2 separate regions of the Homo sapiens genome follow, and region 1 is linked to region 2. A link is a contact called in ENCODE Hi-C data. All regions are on one chromosome and are shown on one strand. Each heading gives the region's core, a stretch centred on a gene start or an enhancer-like site at or near the end of the contact. The rest is flanking DNA. Distances are from core to core; before and after follow the strand shown.

Region 1 (6,967 bases), core at 1,320-3,819, 5.4 Mb before region 2:
AGCTGGGATTACAGGCGTGTGCCACCATGCCTGGCTAATTTTAGTGTTTTTAGCAGAGACGGGGTTTCACCATGTTGGTCGTGGTGGTCTCGAACTCCTGACCTCATGATCCAGCCCCCTCGGCCTTCAAAAGTGCTGGGATTACAGGCGTGAGCCACTGGGGGCCTGGCTTTTTTTTTTTTTTTTTTTTTTTTTTTTTGGAGACAGGGTCTTACTCTGTCACTCAGGCTGGAGTGCTGGAATATAGTGGTGCGAACATAGTTCACTACAGCCTCAACCTCCCATGGGCTTGAGAGAGCCTCCCATGTCAGCCTCCGGAGTAGCTGGGACCACAGGGGTGCTCCACCATGCCCGGCTAATTTTTTTAATTTTTTAAATTTTTTTGTAGAGAGGGGGCTTAGCCCTGTTACCCAGGCTGGTCTCAAGCCCTTGGGTGCAAGCGATCCTCCCGTCATGGCATCCCAAAATGCTGGGATTTCAGGTGTGAGACACCTTGCTAGGTCCTGAGTACTGCTCTTATTGCTGTTTCCTGTTTCCGAAGTGAATCCACAGAGGCTCAGAAGCAGGAGGTGCCTTTCACAAGATCACAGAGCGAGCTGGTTGGCCCTCCAAGCCAGCTCCTCCCTTGGCCAGGCGCAGTGGCTCACGCCTGTAGTCCCAGCACTTTGGTAGCCCTAGGCAGGCGGATCACCTGAGGTTGGGAGTTAGAGACCTGATCAATATGGTGAAACCCCGTCTCTACTGAAAATACAAAAATTAGCTGGGCGTGGTGGTGGGCATCTGTAATCCCAGCTACTCGGGAGGCTGAGGCAGGAGAATCGCTTGAACCTGGGAGGCGGAGGTTGCAACGAGCTGAGATGGCACCGTTGCACTCCAGGTTGGGCAACAAGAGTGAAACTCTGTCTCAAAGAAAAAGAAAAAAAAATCTCGGAAATTAGATAGTGGTGACAGCTACACAGCATTGGGAATATATTTTATATGTAAAATGTGACTCAATGAAGTTGCTTTTTAGAAAATGGAAGGCTGGCCGGGCACAGTGGCTCATGCTTGTAATCCCAGCACTTTGGGAGGCCGAGGTGGGTGCATCACTTGAGGTCAGGAGTTCCAGACCAGCCTGACTAACATGGTGAAATCCCGTCTCTACTAAAAATACAAAAAATTAGCTGGGCGTTGTGATGGGCGCCTGCAGTCCCAGCTACTACTCGGGAGGCTGAGGCAGGAGAATTGCTTGAATCCAGGAGGCGGTGGTTGCAGTGAGCCGAGATCACACCACTGCACTCCAGCCTGGGCAAGGAAATCGAAACTCTGTCTAAAAACAAACAAACAAACAAAAACTGGGGGAGGTGGCTCACGCCTGTAATCCTAGCACTTTGGGAGGGCGAGGCGCGCGGATCACCTGAGGTCAGGAGTTCAAGACCAGCCTGGTCAACATGGTGAAACCCCATCTCTACTAAAATACAAAAATTAGCTGGGCATGATGGCGGGCGCCTGTAATCCCAGCTACTCGAGAGGCTGAGACAGGAGAATCGCTTGAATTCAGGAGACGATGGTTGCATTGAGCCGAGATAGCGCCACTGTTCTCCAGTCTGGGCTGATGAGCAAGACTCCGTCTCAAAAAAAAAAAAAAAGAAAAGAAAAGAAAATGGAAGTCTGGGCTTGGTGGCTCACTCCTGTAATCCTAGCATTTCAGCAGACCCAGACAAGGAGGATCAGTTTGAGTTCAGGAGGTCGAGGGTGCAGTGAGCCATGATGGCGCCATTGCACTCCAGCCTGGGCAACACAGCAAGACCCCTCAAAAAAAAATTAAAATAGGAAAATGAAGCTGGACTGCACCATCGCTCAGGGACTGTGGGGATGTAGGATTTTATCCTATTAAAAGTACTCATCTCATAAGAAAAAGTTTACCAGCTCCTCTTCCACCTACCGGTCCAGCACCTTCCCTGGGTGGAAGTCCCATCCACCCCGCCTAAGGGATGCCTTATGTGTCCAACCCAGCGTCCAACGCGCGCGCTCCGTTTACATAGCCACGCCCACCCTCCCGGCCCGCGGCGGGGCCTACCCACCCACGTGTTTCGAGCCGGCTCCGCCCCTCCACGCCCTCTCTGCGGCTTTCCACAGAAGCCAAAGACGGAAGACTGTAGAGATCTCATAAATAATGCATCACGTCAGCGGCTGTAGGGGCGGGGCTTTGACGCGCCTGGCTGGCTGAGTCAGGGTTATGTATAATACTATGGAGGCGGGGCCTGGAGGGGTGCGCGTGTTGAGGCGGAGTTCGTTCACGGAAGTGGCCACCCCTAGGGCCTGAAGAGGCGGGGCCATAAGTGCCTTATGAATATGCAACAACTTGGGGCGTTGACTGTGGGCCTTGTGGGGCCCTCATGGGGCGTGGCCAGGCGCGTCTCCTGAATAATGTAGTGCGCTGCCTGCCGGTGTGGCGGCGACTGTTGGTTTGGTCGGACTCGGGGGGCGTGGCCAGCCGCGTCTCATGAATAATGCAGCGCGTCAGCGGGCGGCGGGGCGGGGCGTGGCCGGCGTGGCGGCGCTGGAGCCGGGAAGGGGGCGCGGGGGAGAGATGGTCGCAAGATGGCGGCGCTGAAGGAGGATAGGAGCTACGGGCTGTCGTGCGGGCGGGTTAGCGACGGCAGCAAGGTGTCGGTGTTCCACGTGAAGCTCACCGACAGTGCCCTGAGGGCCTTCGAGAGCTACCGCGCCAGACAGGTGAGTGGCATGGCGCCCGGCGCGCCAGTGGGGAACGTCCGGACGCGGGCCGGCCTCGCGCTCCCCTCACTGAGGCGTCCGGGCTCGGAGACGCTAGGTCTGTGGTGCTGCTCGCGGGTCCCTGGGCCGGCGGGGCGCGGAGTGGGCGCCAGTCCGGCCTGGAGCGCTGAGAACCGCGTTCCTTCTCAGCACTAGGAGGCAATACAGGCGGGTGGCCCGGGGCTGCTGAGGGGCCCAGACTCGCGCGCCGGGCCCGGGGGGCGTCGGTGTCGGCACCTGGCGGCGTCCGGGGCCTTTCTGGCCTGCTGGGCACCTGGGCAGGGTCCAGTTTGCGCACCTGGCGGCGGGGCGAGGAGGCGGTGGGCCGCACGGTCCCGGCACCGTGATAGGGGGAAGCTGGGGGCTTTTCCATCTGGGGCCGGGGCAGCGCCGTTGGTGGGGGTGACTGTGTCTGTCCTCCTGGGAAGCAGCGATCGTCTGGGTGCCCGGCAGGGGGTGGTCAGCGAGGCACTTGTGGGGGTCTGTTCTGTCTGGGTGGAAGGCTTTGCAGCTGGGGGCTGGCTTTGACGCGTTCCGATGAAGCCACTCAGGTTGGGCCACTTTGGTTCTTGGGACGGGGAGTTTGGGCAGAAACTGACAGCTTGTCCCAGCTTTCTGCTCCCCTTACCCCCAGGTGACCCTCTCTCTCCGGAGAGAGGTTCCTTGGAGAGTGGAAGTGTTGGGGGCGGCTGTGATGTTATCCTCAGGGCACATGTAGGGGATCCCTGCCACCCAGGAGGAAGCTCTGGCTACCACATCTGGCCGCTGACTCTGGAACTTCTCAGAGGCCGATTTGGGCCCATCTGGGGGAAGTTTGAGGCGTTTCGGTTCTGCCACCTGGCTGGTGGTGGGGAGGGGAGGCTGCTGTGTATGTTCTCTTGGGCCTGACTTTGGGGCGCATCTGGGGCCGTGGTCAGAAACCTGCCTTTTTCATTTCTGTTTGTGTCATGGCCCCCCCTCCCCCCGTCTGTGCTGGGTCAGAAGTTGCAGATGACCAGTGGTCAGGTCCCGAGGGGAAGTGGTTTAGGAACCTTGTAACTCCTTTTCTGGAAATTGGGGGCTTCATTGCCCTAAAGGGAGTGGGGGTGGGTCTAGTCTCGGGCTCAGAGAGCCCTGCTCCCTGCGTGTGTGTGTGTTTGTGTATACTGTTGATGGTGGGGGTGGGGGGGTGCCGCGGGCGGGGGAGGAGGGAGACTAACTAGGAAGGAATGTGGCTTTCTTCCTGCCCCGAACTTGTTCAGCTCCATTAGCTAAGCCGAGAATTTCTTCCCCCTGTTTCGTTTCCACCACTCTCCCGGTGCCCACCCCTTCCGTGCTTCTTCCCATGTCTTTGGGCAATTTCCTCCCTGTCCCGGTGTCGCAGTTTTCCCCTTCATGGAATGAGGATTTCATTTTTTTTTGAAAGAGCAAGTTCGCACCTTGTCAAAAAGACTCCCCAAGATGAGGCTAAGGCGCCCCTGCAGGTGAGGAGGAGACAGTGGCAGCGACAGCAGCTGCTGGCCCATGACCAGCCAGAGCCTCTCTTCCTGGTAGAATTCTGGCCCTGGGTCTTTTTCCCTGAGCGATTCTGACTTGTCCTGCAGGAAGGCAGGCTTTCCTAGAAACAGCTGGGGGAGAGCTCGTGAGTCATATAACTACGATGGACTTGGTACCTGGTCACCACTGTCTTCTGTGCTTTAGGAACCAGGAGCTCCGCCTTCTCTCTGATGCTGCCCTCGCTTGCTTTTCAGTCCAGAAGGTCCGCCTGTGTGTCCACCTCATGCTGTCACACTGCTATTTTTACTTTAGGGTATTGGTTACATCCCCTCTCTAAGCTGGATCTTCCTCATGTTAGGGTGAAGGTAACTGTGGACTGTTAAACTCCTCTGGCTCGGAGCCCAGCTGTGTAGGGCAGTGTGTTGACCAGCCAGGAGGGGCTTCCTAGAAGAACTTTTCCAAGCCATCCAGAGCAACTTGGCTGGCTGGATTATATTTTGGGGTGATTCAAACTTGGATTTTTCTCAAAAAGCTGTCTGGTAATTTAAGTGGCTTGGCCACTTTCTTTCTTTCTTTCTTTCTTTTTTTTTTTTTTTTTTGAGATGGAGTTTCACTCTGCTGCCCAGGCTTCATTGAGGTGGCGCGATCCCGGCTCACTGCAGCTTCTGCCTCCCGGGTTCAAGCGATTCTCCTGCCTCAGCCTCCCGAGTAGCTGGGACTACAGGCACGTGCCACCACACCCGGCTAATTTTTGTATTTTTAGTAGAGACAGGGTTTTGCCATGTTGGCCAGGCTGGTCTTGAACTCCTGACCTCCAGTGATCCGTCCTTCTCAGCCTCTAAAAGTGCTGGGACTACAGGCATGAGCCACTGCTCCCAGCCAGCTTGGCTACTTTCGAATTTAATCTTGCCCATGGGGCAGTATAGTGGATGGACTTTTCTAAGGCACGGCAGCTCCGTGCTCTCTGTGGTTTTGGGTAGTGAGCTTGAGGAAGGTGGCTTGAAGAACTTGATTGTGTAACCAGAGAAATATACTGGTTATGGACAAACTCTCATGTGGACAACTCTATCACCCAGAAGCCAGAGTTTTGTATTCCTCGATGCTGTGGTTATATAGTTTGCCAATTGCAACTTGTGGAGAGGGCTTTTATTTTTAATTTCTTTTTTTTTTTTTTGAGACGGAGTCTTGCTCTGTTGTCCAGGCTGGAGTGCAGTGGTGCGATTTTTCGTGTTAGCCAGGATGGTTTCGATCTCCTGACTTTGTGATCTGCCCACCTCGGCCTCCCAAAGTGCTGGGATTACAGGCGTGACCAACCGTGCCCGGCCTATTTTTAGTTTTTAATTGTGAAGAGGCTTTTACAAATTCAGGTGTGGCAGGGGCTAGAAAGGAACTTGCTGTGGAACTTTCTCTGTGGCTCCCAGGAGCAGGTAATCCTAGCTCTGGGAACAGCCCAGGTAGAAGCCCTCCTGTTTTCTCTCCCCAGAGGGCTCTGGTGTTGACCTGGTAGCCAGCTGGAGCAGCGTGGTGGAAGGTAAAGGCGCAGCAGTACACATAGCTGCTGGCCTTCTCACTCTACCTTGGACTTTGTGCAGTTTTTCTTTCCTTTTTTTTTTTTGAGACAGGGTCTTGCCCTGTCGCCCAAGCTGGATTGCGCTGGCGTGATCTCAGCTCACTGCAACCTCCGCCTCCCGGGTTCAAGTGATTCTCCTGCCTCAGCCTACCAAGTAGCTGGGATTACAGGCACGCATCACCGTGCCTGGCTAATTTTTGTATTTTTGGTAGAGATGGGGTTTTACCATGTGGTCAGGATGGTCTCAAACTCCTGACCCCTCAAGTGATCCATCTGCCTCAGCCTCCCAAAGTGCTGGGATTATAAGCTTGAGTCGCCACGCTGGGCCCCCTTTTTTTTTTTTTTTGAGACAGGGTTTTGCTCCATTGTCCAGGCTGGAGTGCAATGGCATGATCATAGCTCACTGCAGCCTCGAACTACCACCCTCCTGCTTCAGTCTCCTGAGTAGCTGGGGCCACAGGTGTGCACCACTGCACCTGGCTAAGTTTTAAATTTTTTTGTAGAGACGGGGTCTCACTATGTTGCCAAGGCTGATTTCAAACGCCGGGGCTCAAGTGATTTCCCTGCCTCAGCCTCCCAAAGTGCTGTAATTACAAGAGTGAGCCATCGTGCCTGGCCTAGTTTTTGTTGTTGTTGTTGTTGTTTTTTGAGACAGAGTTTCACTCTTGTTGCTAGGCTGGAGTGTAATGGTGTTATCTTGGCTCACTGCAACCTCAGCCTCCCAAATAGCTGGGATTACAGGCATGCACCACCATGCCCTACAAATTTTGTACTTTTAGTGGAGACGGGGTTTTACCATGTTGGTCAGGCTGGTCTCGAACTCCTGACCTCAGGTGATCCTCCTCCCTTGGCCTCCCAAAGTGCTGGGATTATAGGAGTGAGCCTTCGTGCCTGGCCTAGTTTTTCTCTTTTCTTTTCTTCTTCTTCTCCTTCTTTTTTTTTTTTTTTTGAGACAAGGTCTTACTCTGTCACCCAGGCTGGAGTACAGTGGTGTGATCATAGCTCACTGCGGCCTTGAACTCCTGGGCTTAAGTGATCTTCCCACCTCAGCTGCCCAGAGTGCCGGGACTACAGGCATGAGCCATTGTGCCTGGCCCAGTTTTTTTCTTTTTCTTTTAATTAAAAAAAATTTTTTTTTGTAGAGATGGGGTTTCCCCATTTTGC
Region 2 (7,603 bases), core at 146-2,645:
GGGGCGCGGAGGGGCGGGGCTTTGCGCTCCGGCCACGCCCCTCCCCATCCCCGACCCGGGCAGCCGGAGCAGGCTGGAGCCCCAGGCTTCCTGACTCGCATTCCAGCCGGGTGGGGGAAGAGGAGAGTTTCACTTCCTTCCCTCCAGGGGCCAGGAAGGCGTGACGCCAGGAAAGCACCCCGCAGCGGGTAGGGGCGACCTGAGGGCTCCCAGGGACGCCATCTCCCAGAGACGCTGCAGAACGACCCTGCATACACAGGAGACGACCCGCTGAGGCCCCCTTCATCCCATCTCTCCTCTTCCCAATTATTTCCCCCATACAAGGCCCCCTCCCAGGTTATTCCTGACCCCTGCCCCACACTGATCTTCTCAGGCCTTGGGACACCCTCCCGTCCCGCCCTTCCCCCGCACGCTGGGAACTCAAAAGTTATTCCCCCCTAAAATACCCTTCCCAAACTCGTCCCCATTCAACGATGGTGCCAGACTGCGACGACCTGCCGAAGACGCAGGCCGTCCCCACCCCGCTAACCTTACCACGGAGACCCCACAATGATTTCCCCAGCCCAGGCGCTATCTCTGAGACCCCACGCAGCAACTCTGACGCGCAAGGGGGCGACCCTCCGAGGACTCCCTCAGATAACCCGCCCACCCTCCAGGGGAGACCAGGCCCCCTATCACTCAAAAAAAGTGCTTTCCCGAAGCTCCCCAACACACAGCGCCACTGTCACACATAGGGACGACCCTGAGTCCCTCCGCTGATATTCCTGGCCCCTACCCAGACGGAGACCCCACACACAGAGGGCCCCCCTGGAGACCATCCTCAAAGCCACCACCCGCTACCCCCAGGCTCGCACCCAGAAAGACTCCGCGCTTCTGAAGAAACCCACCTCCACGCACTTTCTCAAAGGTGACCTCCCCCCGCTGCTGGCATATCTGGGACCCCCTCACGACCACCTCGCCCCAAGGCGACCTCGAAGTGCCCCCAACTCCGCCACTTCTCAGGAAAGAGATTGGGAGAATGCGGCAGAACTCCCCGGAGGAGCAGGCCCGCTCCTCACCGCGCCCCCGCAGGGAGAAGGGAGGACCACCTCTCCCCCAGACCCTAGCCAAACCTGACACTCGGGACCCTGGGATGGGACGATCTCCCAGGTGCCAGCTCAGGGAGTCCATGAAAAGCTTCAACGAATCGAATGAGCCCCTTCCCCAGCCATAATACCCAGCCGCCAGAGATGAGGGAGGCTATCATTATTTACATTGCCCGTGCCTGGAAGGGAAACTGAAGTTGCGCAGGAACAATCCGAGGAACTGGGCCTTGAACCGAAATTCCGAACTCGGACCCGAATAGGCCCAGACAGAACTCCGACACCGCCCCCTACGGTGCGGCACGAGAGGGCTAAGGGGCGGGGGCATGTGCACCGGAAGCTGCCTCTGCCCACAACCAAGATGGCTGAGGAGAGGGCGGAAGTGTCCGCACGTCGGGCCTCCGAGGCTTCTCTTTCTCCCCTGGCGGTCCGGCTCTCGATGGTGGCGTGACGGGGGCGGGGGTGGCGGCGCGTTCTCCTCGGTTGGGAGGGAACCAGCCCGCGAACCCAGGCCGGGAGGGGGGTTCGGCCTGGGGGGGAAGGGACTGACATGTCTCTCGAAGACCCCTTTTTTGTAGTCCGAGGGTGAGTGACAACGACGGGGGAGGGCGGAGGGTGCTCTGTACCCAAGCCAGCCAGTGCCCGGGTGCCGGCCCCAGCGTGCCCGGCGGGCTGGGCAAGGCCGTCGGGGTGCAGAGTGGGAGGCGCACGCAGGGGTATATAGGGGTCTCCGGAGTCCCCCATGCGTTTGGGTTTGCAGTCGGGGGCAGAGGCAGGCGGGAGGACCGCCTGCCCCCAGCCGCGCCCGCCGTGCCCCTGCCCGCAGCGAGGTGCAGAAGGCGGTGAACACGGCCCGCGGGCTGTACCAGCGCTGGTGCGAGCTCCTGCAGGAAAGCGCGGCGGTCGGACGCGAGGAGCTGGACTGGACGACCAATGAGCTGCGGAATGGCCTGCGCAGCATCGAGTGGGACCTCGAGGACCTGGAAGAGACCATCGATATCCTGGGGCTTTGTGGCAGAGGGTGGCATGGGAGAGCCCATTGCGGTGGCAGCCCACCTTCGGGTAGGGCTGGACCCCTAGGGACGGGGATGATATCTGGCTCCGGCCTTGACCCTTGACTCTCAGCCCACGTATAGTGGAAGCCAACCCAGGCAAGTTCAAGCTCCCAGCCGGGGACCTGCAGGAGAGAAAGGTGTTCGTGGAGCGGATGCGAGAGGCAGTCCAGGTCAGGAAAGGTCCTGCAGGCGGGGAGTGGGGGAAGGTTTGAGTGTGTTTTTTTTTCTTTCTTTCTTTCTTTTTTTTTTTTTTTTTTGAGACAGAGCCTCGCTCTGTCGCCCAGGCTGGAGTACAGTGTTGCAATCTCGGCTCACTGCAACCTCCGCCTCCCAGGCTCAAGCGATTCTTGTGTCTCAGTCTCCTGAGTAGCTGGGACTACAGGTGCCTGCCACGATACCCGGCTAAGTTTTGTGTTTTTAGTAGAGACGGGGTTTCACCATGTTGATCAGGCTGGTCTCGAACTCCTGACCTCAGGTGATCCACCCGGCTTGGTCTCTCAAAGTGCTAGGATTACAGGCGTGAGCCACCGCGCCCAGCCTGAGTGTCTTTCCTCCCTAATGCTGTCCTTACCTCCAGGAAATGAAGGACCATATGGTCAGCCCAACAGCCGTAGCATTTTTGGAGAGGAATAACAGAGAGGTAAGCCTTCCTGACCCACCCTGCCCACCTGAGCCCCTGGGGGTAACCAAGCCAGATCCCTCTGTGCGTGTTCACCTGTCCCTTTTGCGACAGTGCCCGTCCTCTCTGTGGGCAGTTATCTTCTTGCTGTCTACCTGCCTGCACTTTCTCGGTGTGTGCACCTGAACCTCTCTATGTGTATATGTCCGTGGGTTCCTCTCTACTGTGTCCTCTGGGTCTATACTGGTTTCCTGTTGCAGGAGAGGGCTGGGGGCCTGTGTACCTATCTCCTTTCTGCTTCCATGCCATTTGTCCTGTGTGCACCTGTTTCCAGGACGCATGCCTGCCTTTTACTCTTTTTTTTTTCTTTGAGACAGAGTCTTGTTCTGTTGCCCAGGCTGGAGTGCAGTGGCTTGATCTCAGCTCACTGCAACCTCTGCCTCCTGGGTTCAAGCGATTCTCCTGCCTCAGCCTCCCAAGTAGCTGGGATTACAGGTGCTCGTCACCATGCCAGGGTAACTTCTGTATTTTTTTTTTTTTTTTTTTGAGATGGAGTTTCACTCTTGTTGCCCAGGCTGGAGTGCAATGGTGCAATCTCGGCTCACCGCAATCTCCGCCTCCTGGGTTCAAACAATTCTCCTGCCTCAGCCTCCCGAGTAGCTGGGATTATAGGCATACGCCACCATGCCTGGCTAATTTTGTATTTTTAGTAGAGACGGGGTTTCTCCATGTTGGTCAGGCTGATCTTGAACTCCCAACCTCAGGTGATCCACCTGCCTCAGCCTCCCAAAGTGCTGGAATTACAGGCATGAGCCACTGCGCCTGGCCTAATTTTTGTATTTTTAATAGGGTTTTGTCATGTTGGTCAGTCTGGTCTCAAACCCCTCACATCAACTGATCTGCCTGCCTCAGCCTTCCAAAGTGCTGGGATTACAGGCGTGAGCCATCGCACATAACTTCCTTTTTTTTTTTTTTTTTTTTTTTTTTGAGATGCAGTCTCACTCTGTTGCCAGGCTGGAGTGCAGTGGCGCAGTCTCGGCTCACTGCAACCTCCGCCTCCTGGGCTCAACGATTCTCCAGCCTCAGCCTCCTGAGTAGCTGTAATACAGGCACATGCCACCACACCCGGCTAATTTTTTTTTTTTTTTTTTTTTTTGAGACGGAGTGTTGCTCTGTCGCCCAGGCTGGAGTGCAGTGACGTGATCTCGGCTCACTGCAGCCTCCGCCTCCCGGGTTCAAGCAATTCTGTCTCAGCCTCCCGAGTAGCTGGGATTACAGGCACCCACCACCATGCGTGGCTAAATTTTGTATTTCTAGTAGAGACGGGGCTTCAACATCTTGGCCAGGCTGGTCTTGAACTCTTGACCTCGTGATCCACCTGCCTCGGCCTCCCAAAGTGCTGGGATTACAGGTGTGAGCCACCACGCCCGGCCAATTTTTGTATTTTTAGTAGAGACGGAGTTTCATCATGTTGGCCAGGATGGTCTTGATCTCCTGACCTTGTGATCCACTAGCTTCAGCCTCCCAAAATGCTGAGATTACAGGCGTGAGCCACCGCGCCCGGCCAGCTTCCTTTTTTTTTTTTGAGATGGAGTCTTGGCATGTTGCCCAGGCTGGGGTGCAGTGGTGCAATCTTGACTCACTGAAACCTCCACCTTCCGGGTTCAAGCAATTCTCCTGCCTCAGCCTCCTGGGTAGCTGGGACAACAGGAGTGTGCCACCATGCCCAGCTAATTTTTGTGTTTTTAGTAGAGACAGGGTTTCCCCATGTTGGCCAGGCTGGTCTCAAACTCCCTACCTCAGGTGATCCGCCCCCGCCTTTTCATCTGTGCATGCACCTAACCTATTTGGGTGCGTGCACTTGGCCTCTGAGTGTATCTGCATTTTCCCCCCTCATATCCTAATATCTGCTAGTTTCCTCTGTAATGTGCCTGCCGTGTGTGTGTGTGTGTGTGTGTGTGTGTGTGTGTTTCTGTGTTTCTCCCAACCACCTCTGTCAGTCCACTTTTTCTCTTGGTGTTCTCTGTTGATATTTTTCATATGTTGAGAACCACCAGCCTTTCTCTCTCCCTCATAAGCGTACGTGGGGTCGGGGAGGGTGGGGGACTGAGGCTCCTCCCAGTTTGTCATCCCATAGCAGTGCCCACGTGCCTTCCAGATGTGCTGCCTTGGGGGAATTCAAGTCCAAACTCTAAAATACATCTGTTGGAGCCGGGCACGGTGGCTCACACCTAAAATCTCAGCACTTTGGGAGGCCCAGGCAAGTGGATCACCTGAGGTCAGGCGTTCGAGACCAGCCTGGCCAACATGATGAAACCCTGTCTCTACAAAAAATACAAAAATTAGCCAGGCGTGGTGGTGATCACCTGTAATCTCAGATACTTGGGAAGCTGAGGCAGGAGAATTGCTTGAACCCGGGAGGTGGAGGTTGCAGTGAGGCGAGATCACACCACTGCACTCCAGCCTAGGTGACAGAGCAAGACTCTGTCTCAGACAAACAAACAAACATCTGTTGGGCCAGGCATGGTAGCTCACGCCTGTAATCCCAGCACTTTGGGAGGCTGAGGCAGGTGGATCACTTGAGGTCAGGAGTTCGAGACCAGCCTGGCCAACATGGGGAAACCCTATCACTAGTAAAAATACAAAAATTAGCTGGATGTGGTGGCAGGTGCCTGTAATCCCAGCTAAAATCCCCCCAAAAATAAACAAATAGTAAAATGTGACATTTACTAGCATTACTATGTGTTGGGCACTGCTGTAAGTGTCCCCCATCAATTAATTCTTTAAATCCTCATTTCAACCCAGGAAACACGGATTCTAGCTCTTCCCATTTTATTTTATTTTTTTTTTTTTTGAGGCAAGGTCACTCTGACACCCAGGCTGGAAATGCAGTGGTGCGATCTCAGCTCACTGCAACCACCGCCCCCCAGGTTCAAGCGATTCTGCTGCCTTAGCCTCACAAGTAGCTGGGATTACAGGCATGCACTGCCACACCCGGTAATTTTTTTTTTTTTTTTTTTTTTTGAGAGAAGGTCTTAACCTGTCACCCAGGCTGGAGTGCAGTGGTGTGATCTCGGCTCACTGCAACCTCAGCCTCCCAGGTTCAAGTGATTCTGACCTGCCTCAGCCTCCCTAGTAGCTGGGATTACAGGCACCCGCCACCAAGCCTGGCTAATTTTTGTATTTTTAGTAGAGACGGGATTTCACCATGTTGGCCAGGCTGCTCTCAAACTCTTGACCTCGTGATCCATCTACCTCGGCCTCCCAAAGTGCTGGGATTACAGGTGTGAGCCACTGTGCCCGGCCCAATTTTTGTATTTTTAGTAGAGATGGGGTTTCACCATGTTGGCCAGGCTGGTCTCGAGCTCCTGACCTCAAGTTATCTGCCCACCTCCACCTCCCAGAGTGCTGGGATTACAAGCATGAGCTACCATGCCCCATCCTGCTCTCTGCATTTTACAGATGAGGAAACTGAGGCACAAGGAAGCCAAATGATGGGGTCTCTGGGTCACCTTGCTAGTAAGTGGTGAGTGGGGAATGCAGGCTGTCCTGCCCCAGAGTCTGCCCCCCTGACTTACCACCGTGGGGATTTGCCCCACAGGCCCCGCTGTGAGTTGGGGTCTCTCCCTGAGCCTATGTTGTGTGCCCCTGCAGATACTCGCAGGCAAGCCAGCTGCCCAGAAGTCACCCAGCGACCTGCTGGATGCCAGCGCAGTCTCGGCCACATCTCGCTACATCGAGGAGCAGCAGGCCACACAGCAGGTTTTGGGGCCAGCGGGGTGGATCTTGGGAGGGGAGAGCCTTGCAGACTGATCTGAGGTCTGGGGTCCCTTTTTGTTGTTGTTGTTGTTGATATGGAGTTTCGCTTTGTCGCCCAGGCTGGAGTGCAGTGGCGCGATCTCAGCTCACTGCAACCTCCGCCTCCCAGGTTCCAGTGATTCTCCTGCCTCAGCCTCCCTAGTAGCTGGGATTACAGGCGCCCACCACAATGCCTGGCCAATTTTTATATTTTTAGTAGAGATGGGGTTTCACCATGTTGGCCAGGCTGGTCTCGAACTCCTGGCCTCAAGTGATCCGCCTGTCTCGGCCTCCCAGAGTGCTGGGATTACAGTCATAAGCCATAGCGCCTGGCCTTCTGGGGTCGTTTTCAACAGCATCTCCCACCCCTTCGCTCTGCAGCTGATCATGGATGAACAGGATCAACAGCTGGAGATGGTGTCTGGGAGCATCCAGGTTCTGAAGCACATGTCCGGCCGCGTTGGAGAAGAGCTGGACGAGCAGGGCATGTGAGGCCAGGACCCTGGGGGTGGGCCAGGGGCTCTCGGCCACCCTGGTGTGTCTGGGCCATCTGGGGCTGATGCCATCCTGTTCTTGGCAGCATGCTGGATGCCTTCGCCCAAGAGATGGACCACACCCAGTCCCGCATGGACGGGGTCCTCAGGAAGTTGGCCAAAGTATCCCACATGACGAGTGGTGAGTCCCCTCAGGGGAGGGGTCAGTCCTGGTGGGGGCAGGTTGTAGGTGGTACCCTCTCCCCGTGACCCCTGACCTTCTCGTTCCCAGACCGCCGACAGTGGTGTGCCATCGCCGTGCTAGTGGGGGTGCTTCTCCTCGTTCTCATCTTACTATTCTCTCTCTGACCCCAGCCCTCCCTGGCAGGCTGGTCCCTTAAGCCTGGGGAGCCACCAAGCACTTTGGAGCTGGCCTCGCCCCCTAGGAGGAGAGGGTCCCTCCTGGGTAGCTGGAGAGTAGAGGGTCCCGCCTGGGGAGCTGTCCCCATGGCTCTCCCCTAGAGCCAGTGGGACCCTTCAGGACCCTGGGCTGGAACCACCACCACTGGTCCTGTC

Evidence for each region. Hi-C counts contacts between places; a loop is a spot of excess contacts on that map. Pooled maps may share reads with other maps.
Region 1: a loop to region 2 is called in a pooled map, with 12 times the contacts of the local background. The contact joins the promoter of ELL here to the promoter of IER2 in region 2. A Hi-C loop is called at or near these places in 2 of 37 single-sample maps with no recorded cell type and 5 of 50 pooled maps.

Annotation. Positions count from the first base shown.
Region 1 is chr19:18,517,672-18,524,638 of GRCh38, reverse strand. ELL (elongation factor for RNA polymerase II) reads left to right here and starts at 2,569. Exons shown (of 12, transcript NM_006532.4): 1 at 2,569-2,718. The coding sequence starts at 2,584. RefSeq lists enhancers at 2,076-2,405, 2,549-3,064, 3,065-3,580 and silencers at 2,796-3,105, 3,836-3,885.
Region 2 is chr19:13,144,203-13,151,805 of GRCh38, reverse strand. IER2 (immediate early response 2) reads right to left here and starts at 1,395. Exons shown (of 2, transcript NM_004907.3): 1 at 1,254-1,395. STX10 (syntaxin 10) reads left to right here and starts at 1,431. Exons shown (of 8, transcript NM_003765.3): 1 at 1,431-1,667; 2 at 1,909-2,078; 3 at 2,213-2,307; 4 at 2,715-2,777; 5 at 6,411-6,518; 6 at 6,936-7,042; 7 at 7,135-7,229; 8 at 7,320-7,603. The coding sequence starts at 1,633. The coding sequence ends at 7,396. RefSeq lists silencers at 1-120, 1,671-1,830, 1,871-1,920 and enhancers at 1,261-1,330, 1,351-1,550.